2 separate regions of the Mus musculus genome follow, and region 2 is linked to region 1. A link is a loop called in an ENCODE intact Hi-C map of the cell type or tissue named here. Cell type or tissue: left cerebral cortex. All regions are shown on one strand.

Region 1 (8,000 bases):
GTCTGTTTCCAGAGCCCAGCCAGTGCCAGCCAACCCCAAGGGATCTCTCACCTACAGCTGCTAGTCCACCCACCACTAAGAGCCGCCACTTCCCTGGCCCACTCTTGCCAGCAGATGCTGGCATCTGCTGAGAGTTGAACAGCTAAGGCCCTGGGCCACCTCTATAACAGGACACAGGGGAGGGAGACCCTGGCTCTCTCTTCTGCCATTTCCTCAGTCTATCCTACAATGCTTCGTCAGTAATAAACTGGCTCAGCTGGCCTCGATCTCTCTTGCCCTTTTTCCTTTTAAAAATACATATGTGATGGTTTGTATATGCTCGGCCCAGGGAGTGGCACTGTTAGAAGGTGTGGCCCTGTTTGAGTAGGTGTGTCACTGTGTGTGTGGACTTTAAGACCCTTATCTAGCTACCTAGAAGTCAGTATTTTGCTAGCAGCCTTCAGAGGCAGATGTAGAACTCTCAGCTCCTCCTGCACCATGCCTGCCTGGATGCTGCCATGTTTCTGCCTTGATGATAATGGACTGAACCTCTAAACCTCTGAACTTTATGAATGGTGTCCTTATAAGAATTGCCTTAGTCATGGTGTCTGTTCACAGCAGTAAAACCCTAACTAAGACAACATATATTTTTAAATTTTATGTATTTGGGTGTTTGCCTACATGTCTGTATACCAAATATGTGCAATTCCTTAAGAAGCCATGAGAAATCATTGGGTCCCCTGGTTGTGAGCTGCTATGTGGTGCTGGGACTTGAACCCAGGTCCTCTGAAAAAGCAGCTAGTACTTTTCACCACTGATCCATCTCTTCATCCCTCTCTTCTTTTCCTTCCAGTTTTATTTTAGGGGCAGTAGCTCACCAAGTAGCCCAGGCTAGCCTCAAACTTGTGACCCTCCTGCCCCATGTCTATTCTTCTTGTAATTTCCAGTTGATTCTGTGCCCAGTGAGGAGGGCCACTGGTTGCCAGGCACTCTCAAGTATCCTCCACAACAGCAACTATACAACTGGCACCCTGTGTGCCACCTCGGTGCCCTGTGCTATGGGCCACTGTTCTCCCATTTCACAGTCAAAACAATGAAGGTTCAGAGAAGTTGAGCAGCTTACTAGAGGCCACTGAGCTAGCAAGATGATGGGGCTGGGATTTGAACCCACATCTTTATGATTCTGGAATGAATGTTCTCAAGCCACCATTTGAGTAGGAGACCAGTACTAGAATCTACATTTAGCCTCCAGACTCCCAGTCTAGTGATGACGTGTACACCATTATGTCAAGGTTGGGAAGGGTCCAGGGTTCCCAAGAAGAGGGCAGCAGTGTACCCAGAGACCCCATGTCACCTCTCTTAGGTATCTTCAAATCCCAGAAAGAGCAGGAGACGCTGGGGAAGAGCTAGAGAAGAACTGGGAGGAGAGAAATAATACTGAGGGAGTGTAGGCTCACCATGGGGCAGGTCTTCAGGGGTCCGGGTGCCGGGGTGGATCCGCACTTGCTCCCATTGGAAGTCGTCATACTGAGCCTGGCTGAACTCGCAGGGCACGACCGGGTCACTCGCCTCCTCGAAGGTGCAGCCAGCTGTGAGGATAGGGCCTGGTTGGTTAAGCTCAGGCAAGGCCACTGATGAGGAGGACCCCAACACAACACTTTAGGTCCCCTCACTGTCCCCTCCTTCTTCTCAGGCCAACCTCTTCCCTCCTTAGCATGGTTCCCTCCAACTAACAAAGTTCTCCCTCCTCCACCCTAACACCCTCCCCTCATTGTCCCTTACCAATACCAAGACTTTGCATTGGCCACTCCCCCATCACTTCCCAGAATCCTCCATCACTTCCCAGGATCCCCCATCACTCCCCAGGATTCCCCAACAGCTTAACCATCCATCAAGGCTCTCCTTAATAAAAACAACCATCATCCTTATTGCATTATGCAGCCTCAAGCCGGCCTACAAGATCAGCACTAGATTAGCCCCATTTTACAGGCTGGGGGCCCAGCATAGAATGATGTTAAGTACCAAACGCAGAATGTGGCTTTCTGTGTCCATTAACAATGTGATAGATGCCAAAGGAATTCACTCAATCATGGCCCAACATCAATCAACTTAGATTTCTGTCCCCAGGGATGTGACACAGGGAAGTTCTCTGTGGGTTGAATGCATGTTTGATGGGAGGGTGTTAATTCTGGTGACTGGAGACCAAGATTAATGATCTGCATTTGACAGAGGAGGTGACCGAGGTTCTGAGAAACGAAGGCCTTTGTCCACGGTACAGGTCAATGGTAGCTCAGTGGTGGACGCTGGAGACACGGGACAGACTTGGGATTCAATCTTGGCTTTGCTCCTTGCCATCCCTAGCAGAGACGTGTGCTACTGGTTCCCGGACGAGGAAAAGAAACAGGATTTGAATCCATGCCCACCAGAAGCTTACACTCCCCAGAAATCCGAGATGAGGGGAATGAGTTGCTCTGTTTCTGGGTCCCAAGAAGAAGAGGGCAGGACAGTTGTAAGCCAGCAGGTGAGTGGCATACTCTGGGCAGGCAACAAGTGGCTTCCTTTTGAAGACTGCATTTCACCTGTGTGCATCTTTTCAAACACATAGGTGGAGCTGGGCATGACTGAGCTGGGCATGACTGAGCTGCTCACTGCTGGGGTCTCTCAACTCCTTAAACCCCACCAGAGAATGGGGAACAATGGGATGTGTGTGTCAGCCCGCACCAGGCAGACAGGGGGTAGTGAGGGAGTTGGTCCAGGGAACCCCACAGTGCTTTGTGTCTCTTTGTCTGAAAAGCTCTAGTCAGCGCTGTGCCCTGAGGCATGAGGTTAAGTGAGTTTTAATGTCATCTTTGTTGGAAGGGCCCCAGCTCTCCCCTTGCAAAAAGCCCACAGTGTGGCACAGAAGGAAAGGGTGGCCAGAGAGTGGTCTTCCTAGTGAGGGGGAAGTGTTCACTTCCTGCCCGTGGAGGTCCCAGCCCATCACAGGGACAGACTATAGAAAAAAGTAAGATTTCGATCCCAGGCTAGTGGCAGGCCTTTCTAGTTCCTACACAAAGGCAAAGTAGCTGCCCCAGGCATCTCTTTCAGGGCCCTTGTCAGGCCTGAGGTAACCAGCCCTGTGGTTTCTTCCCAAGAGTTCTGAGACAGGCACAAGACCAGACAGGCCTCCCACCCTCTCCAGAGTTTACTGACCTCAGACTAACAACCACACCGGGGTCTCTACTAGAGCAATTTAACCTCCTGACCACAATTACATGATCCTTCCAGGTGACTGTGCCTGGCCAGAGTGACTCCAGTCTTATCCATGTCCCCTAAATGTCAGGCAAATGTCAGTGACCACCAGACTCACTGACTCCTGCCCTCTACCAGATACCCTCTCTATGTGAGCACAGTCAGGATGACCCTCAGGCATCGATTCGAATCATCCAGAGTGACCTCTTAGCCAGAGTGACCATTCTCACTAATCCCTAGTCAGCGCCAGACCTAGGCCTCTGGGCCAGGCCCAGTTCAACTTCATCTCTTAGAGAACAACATCTCCCAAAGGGAGCCCCATCTCTCCCCCACCCCCACTCCCACCCCAGCTCTCCAGCGATAGGAGCAGCTAGTTCCTCCTGCCAGGGCTTCAGCACCACCACTAGGGGGCGCCGATTACCACCACCACGCCTGCCCTGACTACTGTGTGCCCAATCTGCATGAGGGACTCAGCGTTTACATAGTGACATTGTTATTCCTGTCATACAGACGGATTCTGTGTGATGCTCAGAGATGGCCAGGGATCACATAGCTGCAGTAAGAGCAGACACAAATTAAATCACCTGTCTTTATCCAACGAGAGTAGACACAGCCTCTAATGTAGTTTCACACTCAAGACCCGTCTCCTCATTCAAGGTGGTGCAGGATGATAGGTGATGGGCACCATGAGAGGCTCAAGCTTGATTAACATGGGGAGGGGAGGGGAGGGGGAAAAAAGAAAGATGTTCTAGATTGCTTTGGGCAGCTTCCTAACATGAGCAAAGGTGGAGAAGTGGAAGTTGGGAAGGGTGAAGGTTAAAGGGGACAAAACTTGGGTTGTTGGCACAGGGAGGTGACATCTGAGTTGAGCCTAGGGCCACAGAGTGAAGGGAGGAAAAAGGGAAACCCGGTTTGTCCCCAGCAAAGGGCAGAGCTCAGGTTGGCTGCCATGATGGGAAACAGAGGCTGAGACCACTTGCTAGAAAGCCGTGGATGCCAGAGTGAGGAGTTGAACCTCACACTGAACTGGGGAGCCGCAGGAAGTGCTGGGGCAGAGAATGCCTGGATTCTGAAGGTTCAAGCAGGTGGCTTTTCCAGAGTGCGACAAGGGCAGGTGGGAACTGGGGACCAAGCTACCAAATGGTCTGGAGCCTGATGTCAGAAACTGGCAAAAAAATAAAGGAGGACTTGGGGGACCTGAGCTATCATCCTGGATACAGTGTGCATGTGAGTACACACACACACACACACACACACACACACACACACACTTTCCCCAGACCAACTCAAGTCCTGTGGCACAGTCTAAGTTAGGCAAAGGACAGGGAGAGAAGATGGGGCCCCTCTTTGGGTACCTCATCTCTGCGGAGAGCTCTCGCGGAGGGTGGGTTGAATCAATACAGGACCCCAGAGCTCCTCCAGCCCAGGCTCCAACTTGCTCAGCAACATTCCTCTGCTAATCTCCCCAATCTGGCCAGGCGGTTGCCTGAGCAACCGTCAACCACAATTTGGGAAGAAAGGGGATGGCTTATGCACATCCGGCAGGCTGGAGGGAGGATGATGTCAGGGACCAGCAACCTCTAGAGAAGCCTGGGAGGGGTTCCCCCAGGGAGGTCTCACCTCTCTCTCTCTCTCTCTCTCTGTCTCTCTCTCTCTCTGTATGTGTGTGTGTGTGAGAGAGAGAGAATGAGAGAGAGAGAGAGAGAGAGAGACAGACAGAGAGACAGAGAGAGAGACAAAGAGAGAGAGACAGAGAGAGACCTAGCTGTGACCATGACAGGACAACTGGTACAAAACATTTAACTAAGATCAGAGAATCTGCATCTTAGTTCTGCTAAGTTCCTGGGTCCCTTCATGACTTAGCATGTGACCTGCCTTCTCTGACCACGGTCAGGATGACCTCTTAGACTAACAGATGCTAACCAGGATGACCTCTTAGGCAGCATGACCCCTTCTCACTGATCTCTGGACAACCTCATCCCTGGGTCTCTAGGCCAGGCCCCATTCAGGACCTCAGTGAAATAGGAACAGGGGTTATGCCTCTGATTTTGGTTGCATGGTGGTGTACCCCTCTGATCCCAGGATCAGGATGGAGGAGTAGGCATAAGAATCAGGAGTTGGGGGTCGTCCTCAGCACCATAAAGGTGTTCCAGGCCAGGCTGGGCTCCATGAGAGCCTGTCTCAAACAAGCCAACAGTAATAGTAATAGCAATAGCACCAACTGGAGGTGTCCTGGGGGAAAGGTATGCATAGGAGGGCATGGGTGACTGCCAGATTAGGGCTCTCAGAAATACTGTAAAGCTGGCTTGTGAGCAGAAATATATAGATACATTCTATGCTGGGCATCAGCCTGGGGATGGTGGGTATTTGTATAGAGCAGAAAGAGTTGGCGTGGAGGGGGGGGGGTGAACACTCGTGTGTGTGTGTGTGTGTGTGTGTGTGTGTGTATGTGTGTGTGTGTATGTGTGTGTGTGTGTGTGTGCGCGCGCGTGCACACACATGCTATGCATCAGCCTATCTGTCCTCCTCTAACCAGGACAGACAAGGGATATGGTCTGTGCCTACCGCACCTGCAGCCATGTTTTCTGAAGACCTTGAGTAAACAGAGCTTGTTTGCGATGAGATTTTTATTCTCTCTGTTTTGTCAACAAAATGTTCAGTTCCCAAGGGTAGCCCCAGAAGAAACAAAACTTCTCCAGGCAGATTGTAAATACACAGGCTGGGACCTCACACTGCCAGACACAACCCAGCCCTATAACCTAGGGACCCCACATACAATCCCAACAAAGCCAGTCTATTTCATGATCCCTCCCTCTTCTAAGGTCACTGAACTCAACCCTGGACATTCTTCCCCAACTCAGCCCTGTCCCAGATGCTCCGCCCTAACTCTGACTGCACTGCAAGCCTGCTTAGCTCTTACCTCCTCCCTTCCTAAAGGCGGGGGCTAGCTCTTCTGCCTTTAAAGCCCATCCCCAAGCCCTGTATATAACAGTTGACCAACTATGCCCAGACTCATTAACACCAAGATCCCAGCTGGTCAAACATCCACCAGATGCACCAAGTTCAAGGATGTGACTATAGCCTAAAATAGTCTAAACTATTGTATGGTATATAGTATAGTATAGTATAGTATAGTATAGTATAGTATATAGTATAGTATAGTACATAGTGTAGTATAATATAGTATATTGTGTAATATGGTATATAGTATAGTATACATATAGTATATAGTGTAGTATAGTATATAGTGTAGTATAGCATAGTATAGTATAGTATAGTATAGTATAGTATAGTATAGTATAATAGACTATACTATAGTATAGACTAGGCCAACACATATAAATGTAGGGCTGGCATTTGGAGCCTACTACCAGAACACTGAGTAACTGGCAGGAAGCACAGTAGGGCTGGCAGCAAAATACCTATATAGCCACACAGAGTTTTGCAACCAACGAGACCACCAAGGGCTGGCCACAGGCAGAGAAAGCTGAGACCACCTAAGGAGCCAACACAGAGCCTGGCAGAGCCAACATCCTCCTCTCTTCACTGAGTATGAAAGAAAGCCATCTGCACCTGAAGAACTCGCAGCAGACCCTTTCCCATCTCTGTGGGTAACACAGATCATGAATTCCGGAGTTGACGAGAGGGCTGCTATATTGGCAGTCCAGGGCTGGATCCGAGAGATAAGGGGAGGGACTCACTGTGCAGAAGTACAGCGGGAAGAACACATAGATCCTCTACACAGCAAGTGCCCTACACCACAGCCAGATAAAGACACAGTGCAAGCTAAAGCAGCGCTGGTGTGCACAGGCCCCATGCAGAGGGAGGGCCATGCGCTACTATGATGGGGTGTGCTGAAGATACAGAGTCCAACAGACAGAATCCTGTCATTCCGTGTAAGGCTGCAGAGCACACAGTGCGCACACACCACACACACACACACACACACACACACACACACACACAGCACTTAAATCTGCTAGGCATGGAAGAGCTCGTCAGGGCTGTGCAGTGTGGAACCACATTCACCTTGGGTATGTGTCACCATGTGGGCCTGTGGCAGAATGGAGGGTGGTAGGCTCAATCAAGCCTTTCCTCTGCTCCAGTCACCAGCATAGAACCTGGTACAGAACAGGAGGCTCCTCCTCCTAGAAAGGGTCTGCCCAGCACAGCCATGCCTGCCGGCTGGTGCAGAGAATCAGGAGAAGAAGGATGGATCACCATCCAGAACCAAGCACTGGGGATAAGACCAGAAACTAAATGTAGTCCTCAGGAGCCTGGTCTGTGCAGACTCCGGGGATGGGTGATCGGTGGCACAAAACCTAAGCGCCATGGATTCAGTTAAGGGCTCTGGGTCTGGAAACTCAGCGGTGCTCACAGCCTGGCGGCTAGCCGTTTCCTCTCAATGGAAACATCCCCTTTTGGAGGGAGGGGAGCGGAGACAGTCACGCAACTTAGCAGGCTTTGAGAAGTTACAGGATTCACGAGACCTTCTCCAAGGTTATGTAAGCAGTAACAGCACCTGAAGAGAGAAGGCTCTCTGCAAGCCACCAGGGATAAGGCTCTCAAGAGTCATTCCCCATGCAGGGGTGAGCTTTTCCTAAATGCACTTGCCTTTTGAATTACCAGTGTTTCTGCAAGGGACTCCATTAAACTCAGTGCACCAAGTTAGACTTGGACGGAATCGTTTCTTTGGTCTGTGAATAGATGTGTATTCGCATCTCCCTGGGAAAAGTCACACAACAGCAACCCTACAGAGAACAGATGCATGACGAGGTTGACTCTCTGGG
Region 2 (8,000 bases), 310 kb before region 1:
CTGGGCAGCTAGGGTTTCCTTTCTCTCTCCAGCCAAAGGACTTTTGGGCAACACAGGCGGGGGTGTGCCCACATTTCCCCCAACTCCCAGAATGTGTAGACATCTTAGATTGCAGCCACCTCTTGTTTGGATAGAGCTAGATGTTCTGATATGAAATGTGGCATGGCAGCTGTGCAGGGGAGTGAGGCTTCCTGGAAGGAGGAGGAGAGACTCGAAGTTGGGAACATTCCACCACAAACCCCACCCGAGCTCAGCCCACTGCGCCTGCCATCCGCCCAGCATCCACACAGACCTTCCATACTGGGACATCCTGACACCAGCCCTCCCCATCCCCCCGGGAGGCTAGCTCCCTGCAGGTCTCAGATTCTGCTTGCCCCTCTCCACAGTTCTCAGGCTGCGACTCAGGCAAAGATATGAGTGAACAGAATCTCAGTTAATGTTGTGTGCTTTCCTTTATCAGACATTTTCCTATCCTCTCGTGTTCTGCATCCTGTAAGCCTAGGGAATTTATTCTCTCTTCATATTGGAAAGGGGGAATCAGAGACATAGAAAGCTGAGTCATTTACCATCCAAAATCACCCAGCTAGTTAGGTACTGGATTGGGAGCCCCACTCAGGTTTGACTGGTACCAAATTATACAGGCTTCTGCTATATCACTAAATAGACTATGACAAGGCAGAGACAGAGATAGACTTGGGGAAAAGACAGGAATTAAGACAGCTGCAAGAAGGGGACCGGCTAAGAAGGACCCAGAAAATATCCTGGTAGGTCTTCCGGGGCAGGGAATGAAGAGGTGATGGGCAATAGACAGAACTGGCCAAAAAGACCCTGAGCTGTTCCCTATAGTGAGGCCAAGAAGTAGCTAAGAGGCTCACAGTGGGCCTCCTCACAGAGGCTGTCCTCACAGAGAGGCTCCTCACATAGGGTCTCCTCATTGAGGGCCTCCTCAGAGAGAGCCTCCTCACAGAGGGCCTCCTCACAGAGGCTGTTCTCACAGAGAGCCTCCTCAGAGAGAGCCTCCTCACAGAGGGCCTTCTCACAGAGAGCCTCCTCATAGAGGACCTCCTCACAGAGGGTCTCCTCACAGAGGGCCTCCTCACAGAGGCTCTCTTCAGAGTGGCTGTCCACAGAGAGAGCCTCCTCACAGAGGGCCTCCTCACAGAGGGCCTCCTCATAAAGGGCCTCCTCACAGAGGCTGTCCTCACAGAGAGCCTCCTCACAGAGGGCCTCCTCACAGAGAGCCTCTTCACAGATGCTATCCTCACAGTGGCTGTCCTCACAGAGGGTCTCCTCACAGCCTCCTCACAGAGGGCCTCCTCATAAAGGGACTACTCACAGAGGGCCTCCTCATAAAAAGTATCCTCAGATGGGGCCTCCTCACAGAGGCTGTCTTCACAGTGGCTGTCCTCACAGAGGGTCTCCTCACAGAGGACCTCCTCACAGAGAGCCTCCTCACAGAGGGCCTCCTCATAGAGGGCCTCCTCACAGAGGCTGTCCTCAAAGAGAGCCTCCTAACAGAAGGCCTCCTCACAGAGGGTCTCCTCATAGAGGGCCTCTTCACAGAGGGCCTCCTCACAGAGGCTGTCCTCAGAGAGAACCTCTTCACAGAGGGTCTCCTCACAGAGAGCCTCCTCACAGAGGCTGTCCCTACAGAGGGTCTCCTTACAAAGAGCCTCCTCACAGAGGCTGTCCTCACAGAGACCCTCCTCACAGAGGGCCTCCTCACAAAGGGCCTCCTCACAGAGGGACTCCTCACAGAGAGTCTCCTCATAGAAGGCCTCCTCACAGAGAGACTCCTTACAGAGGGCCTCCTCACGTAGAGACTCCTCACAGAGGGCCTCCTCACAGAGGGCCTCCTCATAAAGGGCCTCCTCACAGAGGCTGTCCTCACAGAGAGCCTCCTCACAGAGGGCCTCCTCACAGAGAGCCTCTTCACAGATGCTGTCCTCACAGTGGCTGTCCTCACAGAGGGCCTCCTCACAAAGGGCCTCCTCACAGAGGGACTCCTCACAGAGAGTCTCCTCATAGAAGGCCTCCTCACAGAGAGACTCCTCATAGAGGGCCTCCTCACAAAGAGCCTCCTCACAGAGGGCCTCCTCATAGAGGACCTTCTCACAGAGGCTGTCCTCAGAGAGAGTCTCCTCACAGAGGGCCTCCTCACAGAGAGCCTCCTCACAGAGGGCCTCCTCACAGAGGCTGTCCTCACAGAGGGCCTCCTCACAGAGGGCCAGCTGACAGAGGCTGTCCTCAGAGAGAGCCTCCTCACAAAGGGCCTCCTCACAGAGGGCCTCCTCATAGAGGGCCTCCTCACAGAGGCTGTCCTCACAGAGAGCCTCCTCACAGAGGGCCAGCTGACAGAGGCTGTCCTCAGAGAGAGCCTCCTCATAGAGGGCCTCCTCACAGAGGGCCTCCTCATAGAGGGCCTCCTCACAGAGGCTGTCCTCACAGAGAGCCTCCTCACACAGGGCCTCATCACAGAGGGCCTCCTCATTGAGGGCCTTCTCACAGAGAGCATCCTCACAGAGGGCCTCCTCACAGAGTGTGTCCTCCTTATAGAGAGCCTCTATTCCCAGCACACTGCAGCTGTAGGGGTCAAAGCAAAGGGGCACTAAGTCCCTATGTCTGTCTCAGTCTATTCAGTCTCCTCAGCTCTTTTCTGTGTTAATGGATCTCTTGAGAGAAATGGGCTCTCTCCTGGGGCCTCTCTACCTTCCAGAGAGTGGAGATAAGTGGAATTCCTGAACTGAAGCAGGCCCCACCACTTCCCCAAGACTCAAACTCTCCTCCTCAATTTGAACCCTCCCCTCCTCTGACCATGTATCCTTGGCCACTCATCTGGGAGCTTGGAAATATGACCCAGTTCCTGTCCCACAGGGTATCTGAGCCTTGGTCATCATGTCCTCCCAGGAAGGACCTGCTCTGTGAAGAGAGCTGGCCAAGTGGCTAGACTGACTGTTGGCTCTGTGGGTCCACATACTTCTACTTCACCAGTTCTGGGGTGACAAGTGAAGCATACCATACCTGTTTTGGGGTTTTTCATTTTGGTTTTTGCTTGTTTGTTTGTTGTTTTGTTTTGTTTTGTTTTTTGAAGGTTGTTTGGTTGGCTGGCTGATTGGTTGGATTGGTTGGTTGGATTGGTTGATTGGATGGGTTGGGTTAGTTGGTTGGTTTGATTGGTTGGTTGGTTAGTTGGTTGGGTTGGTTGGTTGGGTTGGGTTGGTTGGTTTTTTTAAATGTGGGTTCAATGGGTGGAACTGAAGTCCACATGCTTATACAATAAGCACTTTACCAACTGAGGAGCCATCACCCCAGATCCAAGTCTCTGTATTCCTGTTAGGAACAGATTCCCCCCTTCCCCCCAAGAAGTACCAGCACTCTATCTGTGCAGCATGTTTTATAGGCTGGAGGACCATCCTCAGAAATCTCACTCCAATGTAACTCTAAACTGGGCTCTCAGAAGAACAGCACAGCCCTCTTTGAAGCTGGCAGTTTTCAGGAGGTGCAAATGCTATGCAAATGTCTTGCTCTTTACTGCCCAAGCCTGCTGCTGCACCTGCTCGCAGTAACTCAGTCCCTGGCCTGGTACTCTGCCGGGTGGGAGCAGGGCCAGTGGATGAGACACTTCTAAAGCTCTGGGTTTTGGAGCAGCCTGGGCCCTGCAGACAGGAAAGACAACTGCCTACCAGGAACATACATCTATTCCTGGGTAAACAGCCGCTGGGCCTTTCCATGGAAGGGGACCAATGTAGTCTGTCTGCCAGCTGGCCTCCTAGATGAGTGGTGTCTCAGCAGTGGCTGGGCAGTGGCCTCTGCTGCTGGCAATGGGATGGCACAGCCCTGGCTGTGGAGACCCACACTGTTGCACCCTCACACAGCCAACCCCCCCCCCTCTATCTTCCCACCCTGGGTAGGCAGTGACAGGACCAATGTTCATGGTTGTAGCTCATTGTTTAGTGCCTCTGTTCCTGAACATGCTCTATAGTGAGCATGGATATGTGGTACAAAGATTGGAGCACTTATTAAATGCCTTCTGTGTACCAGAAGTTACCCTAGTTTGGGATAAGAATTCTCATCATCCTGTGTCACAGTGGAGCAAGCTGAACATAGAGATGTCAAGTATTTTTTCCAAGGTTGCTCAGCTAAGGATACCAAGGCTCTGACATAGGTCTTGCTCCTACTCTTTCCAGAAGGCACCTCCAACCTAAAGTTTCTCAACAGGTAAAAATGAATGCAGAGTGAGGGGGTTCAGTCCCTAACTCTGTACCCTTTCCACCATGTGAGGTTTACCCAGCTTCCTGCCACCCTAGCCCCACCCCATCCTTATCCAGCTTCATGGGGCAGACCCACTGCAGCAGGCTTCGCAAAGGATACAATCATTACTCATGTGGTATATACCACCCTTGCGCTAAGACTCCTCAGTGAGCAGTAGGAGATCCCCTCCTGCTCCTGTGGGTTTAGGGATCGTGGTTGAGGGAGCTCTGGTTCAGCTGAGGGGTAGGAAGGGTTTCACAAAGGCAAACCCAGAAGCCTCAAATGTCCACTGTGGGTCAGTGTGGGTGGAGCTGGATCAGCAGCTGGGTGTCTTAGCTTGGTAGTGATGGAGGTTCCTCACCACAAAGCCAAGCTTTCAGCTGTCTCAGACCCAGGGGCTGACAGGCCGACGCTGGGTTTCAAGTACAAGGCTAGCCTCAGCTTGGAGCATCACAGGCAGAACCTGCTGAGGTAAAAGCTGGCTTTCTCCTCCCTAGGCCCCCAGCCAGGCCCATAATGCCTTGTATACTCAGCTTTTTGTGGCTTCCAGAATGTAAATTTATTCTGTGTGCCGGCGCCAGGCACTCACCTTATCTGCATGTTACAGTCACCAGAATAAATATTAGGGACAAGCCCGTGAGCTCTCCCTGTGTACACGAGTTAAACCTTCTAGCCAACAGCTCATCCAGGCAGGGATTTCAATGAAAATGCAGTGCTTACATTACCATGAGGAAAGCTTGGTCCTCTGTTCCATCCAGGTGGAGCAACCCATGGGGAGTGGGTAGGGCAGCCTCGTGCTAGGGTGAGAGGAGAGAGTAAGGAGAGGGTGGGGGAAGGAAGCACCTGACAGCTTGGGGGGGCAGCTAGTTGCTCCCCCAGCATCTGGGATCACATGTGACCTCCTTTCTAGCTTATTCAGGCTGAGCTACAGGAGCCTCCCAGAGGCATAGGAGACCTGCGGCAGCCCCGTTAGGCTCAGATAGCATCCTGGCTTCCAGAGCTGCACAGTGACATGGACAGGGACAGGTCTCAGTCTCTCAGCAGTTCAGCCATAAAAGCTTAAAGAAGTCACTTCGCCTGCCAAAGACTGTTTCTTTAATAAGATGCTCCATCCTCACCATTCTACCCTCCAGGTGCTTCTGAGGTCAGAGGAGAACTCCAAGGCCATCTGTCCCACCCACCTCCCTAGGAGCCCAAACCAAACTGCCCTGCTGACACTGGCTGGGGGCCTGTGCTCTGCAGAAAGCATGTGGGCTCAGATTCAATCCTTAGCCCAATGTTTCAAGGGGGTGATTCCATGGCCTCATTTCACAGATGAGAAAACTGAGGCCCAGAGAGATTAAATAATTTGTCCAGCATCCTGGGTAGAGATGGGAAACAAAACAAGCAAACAAAAAAGTGAGGCAGGATTTGCATTCAGAAAGCTGATTACAAAGTCTGTGAGCCCCAACCTGACATTTAAATCTTCTAGCATCCCTCTAAGGGTACCCTCCATGGGTACCCTCCAGGGAAGCTCTCCAGGGATGCTCTCCAGGGATGCTCTTCAGAGATGCTCCTGCAAGTGCCAGTCTTTTCAATACTGGTCCTTCCCATTGGATCCCAGTTCTTCTGTGTCCCTAATGCTCTAAGGAGGACCAGGTAACAATAAAACGTGTTTTAGGTCTCACACTGTGCTTTTTGCCTCAGACAAGGCCCCTGCCTTATCCAACCAAGGAACTCTCAGCTTCCGTTTCCAGCAGACTCCATGTTCTGCCCACCCGTCCTCCACTGTAGCCCTCAGCCGGCAGCAATCCAGGTGGGGAAAGGAATGGCTTTTCAGTGTGTCCGAGCCTCTCTGGTCATTGCTCCCTCCCTGCCACCAGCATTGCCAAGAGGGGCTCCCTCCTGTAGTTCACACCCTCGGAGGGAAGACCACAGCCCCACAGTGCTGGGACTATCACTCTCACATTTCTCTTGTTCTTAGACCTCAGGCACCCCTAGATAAAGCAGCCTGTGGATTGACCCCGCACCCCCTAGGATTCCAAGATCACCTTGGAGAGTCAAGGGAGATTCCTAAGATGCCCTGTAGAACCTCCCCTACTCACATTGCCTTTTCTCTCTGCCTCCTTACTTCACAGACTCCATCAGGACCCATTCCTGGGGACCAGTGTTGGTTCCAGGTAATCTGATGCTAAGAAAGGCACTTGAGACTTAAAAGTGTCATTTGCGCTATGGGTGACCAACACCCCACATACCACGCAACACTCATAAATCTAGCGTAGCAGCTACAGACATCCTCATCCTTGACAGAGAGACTCCCTGGTGACTGTGTGTGGACTGCTATGGTGGATTAGCAGCCCTTAAAGATGTGTGAAGACTGGACATAATCACACAGTAGTGGATGAGTTTGGCCCAGGCCATGGACTGAGACCCCACTGAGGCAGGATTGTAATGGAGAAGATGTTAGAATGAGGTGATTCCTCACAGAGCCCCTCTCATAGGCAGTTGCCCTTCCTGAAAATGATCCCCACCTGCTCAGCAGCTTGCTCAGCCTTGAGTGGTCTTCCCCGGTTCATCCCATGGACCACCTATAATTGTGTGGTTCTATGTGGTCTGCCAGCTCAGGGTCAGGGCAGAGGGGCCAGCTCACTCTGAGATGATAGAAAGCCTGTGCTGTGGACTGTACAGAGCTCTGGGTGCCGGCCTTAAATCACATGGATTCATATGCTCATCATTATGCCATCACAGTGTCCTGGGCCCTGGAAGGACCCAGAGGGACTTAAGGTCCATGAATCCCAGAATTCTAATCCATATACACACTGGCCAGCGATCCCCGAGGCTTATGGTTAGGGCAGCCAGTTGGATTTGCACCTGTCCCATGCAGCTGCAATGTCCTAAAGCAGATCAGAGGTTACAAAGACAAAAGGTCTGCTCTCCTCTTGTCCTCTTGGCTTCCCCGACTCAGTGCAGGATATATATTCAGAGCCTTTCCACCCCCATGCGCTAGAGGATGGCCCCAGAGGAGTCCACTAGGGTTCTATCCTGTCAGTGCATTTCCTATCCCCTTCCTTCTGTGTACCCTCCATGTCAGCTGTGTGACATCCTGTCCTTTCTCTGGAATTGATCACCCATTATAAGAAGGCTGCTTAAGACAGACACTGTAGCTGAAGCCGTCGCTTTGAGTCGCATCTCACCCAGGCTTTCGTGTGACACCCACCTCACGTGTCTGTGAATGTGCCTGTTTTTCTCTTGTTCGTCTGTCTTTTGTTGTAGACGTCTGTCTCCAAGCTCCCCGAATCTTAAGTATCTTCAGCTTGGTTACAGATATCGGCGGGGCATATTTTGAGGCAACACACGTTCTAACACATGCCTTCCGCTGCCCACCAAGAGGGCAGGGATCTCACTTTGGATCTTAGACTCAGAATCAGACTTGAGACTTATTAAATGCTTAACCCTCATGGGCTGAGCACAGAGCAGAGCCACAAGGGGGAGGTGCAGTAGGGTCTAGTGCAGGGATAGTCAGGACCTCTCCTCCTCCTCCTCCTCCTCCTCCTCCTCCTCCTCCTCTCTGTCCTGTGGGCCTGTGAGCTCTCCTTCTGTTAGCCCCTCCCAGGCTTCTTTCTTGATCCAGGGAGCGCCCCTGCAGCCACAAAATCAGAGTCATCCCCAGCCTGTATGTGTAAAGGAAGGAGCCACTGAGAGAGCAATTAAGTGCTTCGTGAACTGGGCGATCAGAGAGCCCCAGCTTCCTGTAGAGGTGTTTGGGCCTG

Evidence for each region. Hi-C counts contacts between places; a loop is a spot of excess contacts. Peaks named below come from ENCODE experiments on the same cell type or tissue, not always from the same donor. Only the 100,000 strongest peaks of a DNase experiment are listed, where the experiment ranks them.
Region 2: it touches region 1 in a loop (2.1-fold over the local background); 2 of 42 quality-filtered maps call a loop at or near these places.

Annotation. Positions count from the first base shown.
Region 1 is chr4:131,822,396-131,830,395 of GRCm38, forward strand. It overlaps Ptpru (protein tyrosine phosphatase, receptor type, U), which reads right to left. Exons shown (of 31, transcript NM_001083119.2): 2 at 1,437-1,568. Among named protein-coding and RNA genes, the nearest start is that of Ptpru, 12 kb to the right of the region's middle. In left cerebral cortex, a CTCF peak has its summit at 3,608 (motif pointing right); a DNase peak (open chromatin) is centred at 3,627.
Region 2 is chr4:131,508,121-131,516,120 of GRCm38, forward strand. No RefSeq gene overlaps it. Among named protein-coding and RNA genes, the nearest start is that of Gm831, 21 kb to the left of the region's middle. In left cerebral cortex, no CTCF peak of the experiment used is centred here; DNase peaks (open chromatin) are centred at 238 and 3,625; H3K27ac peaks cover 1,003 bases.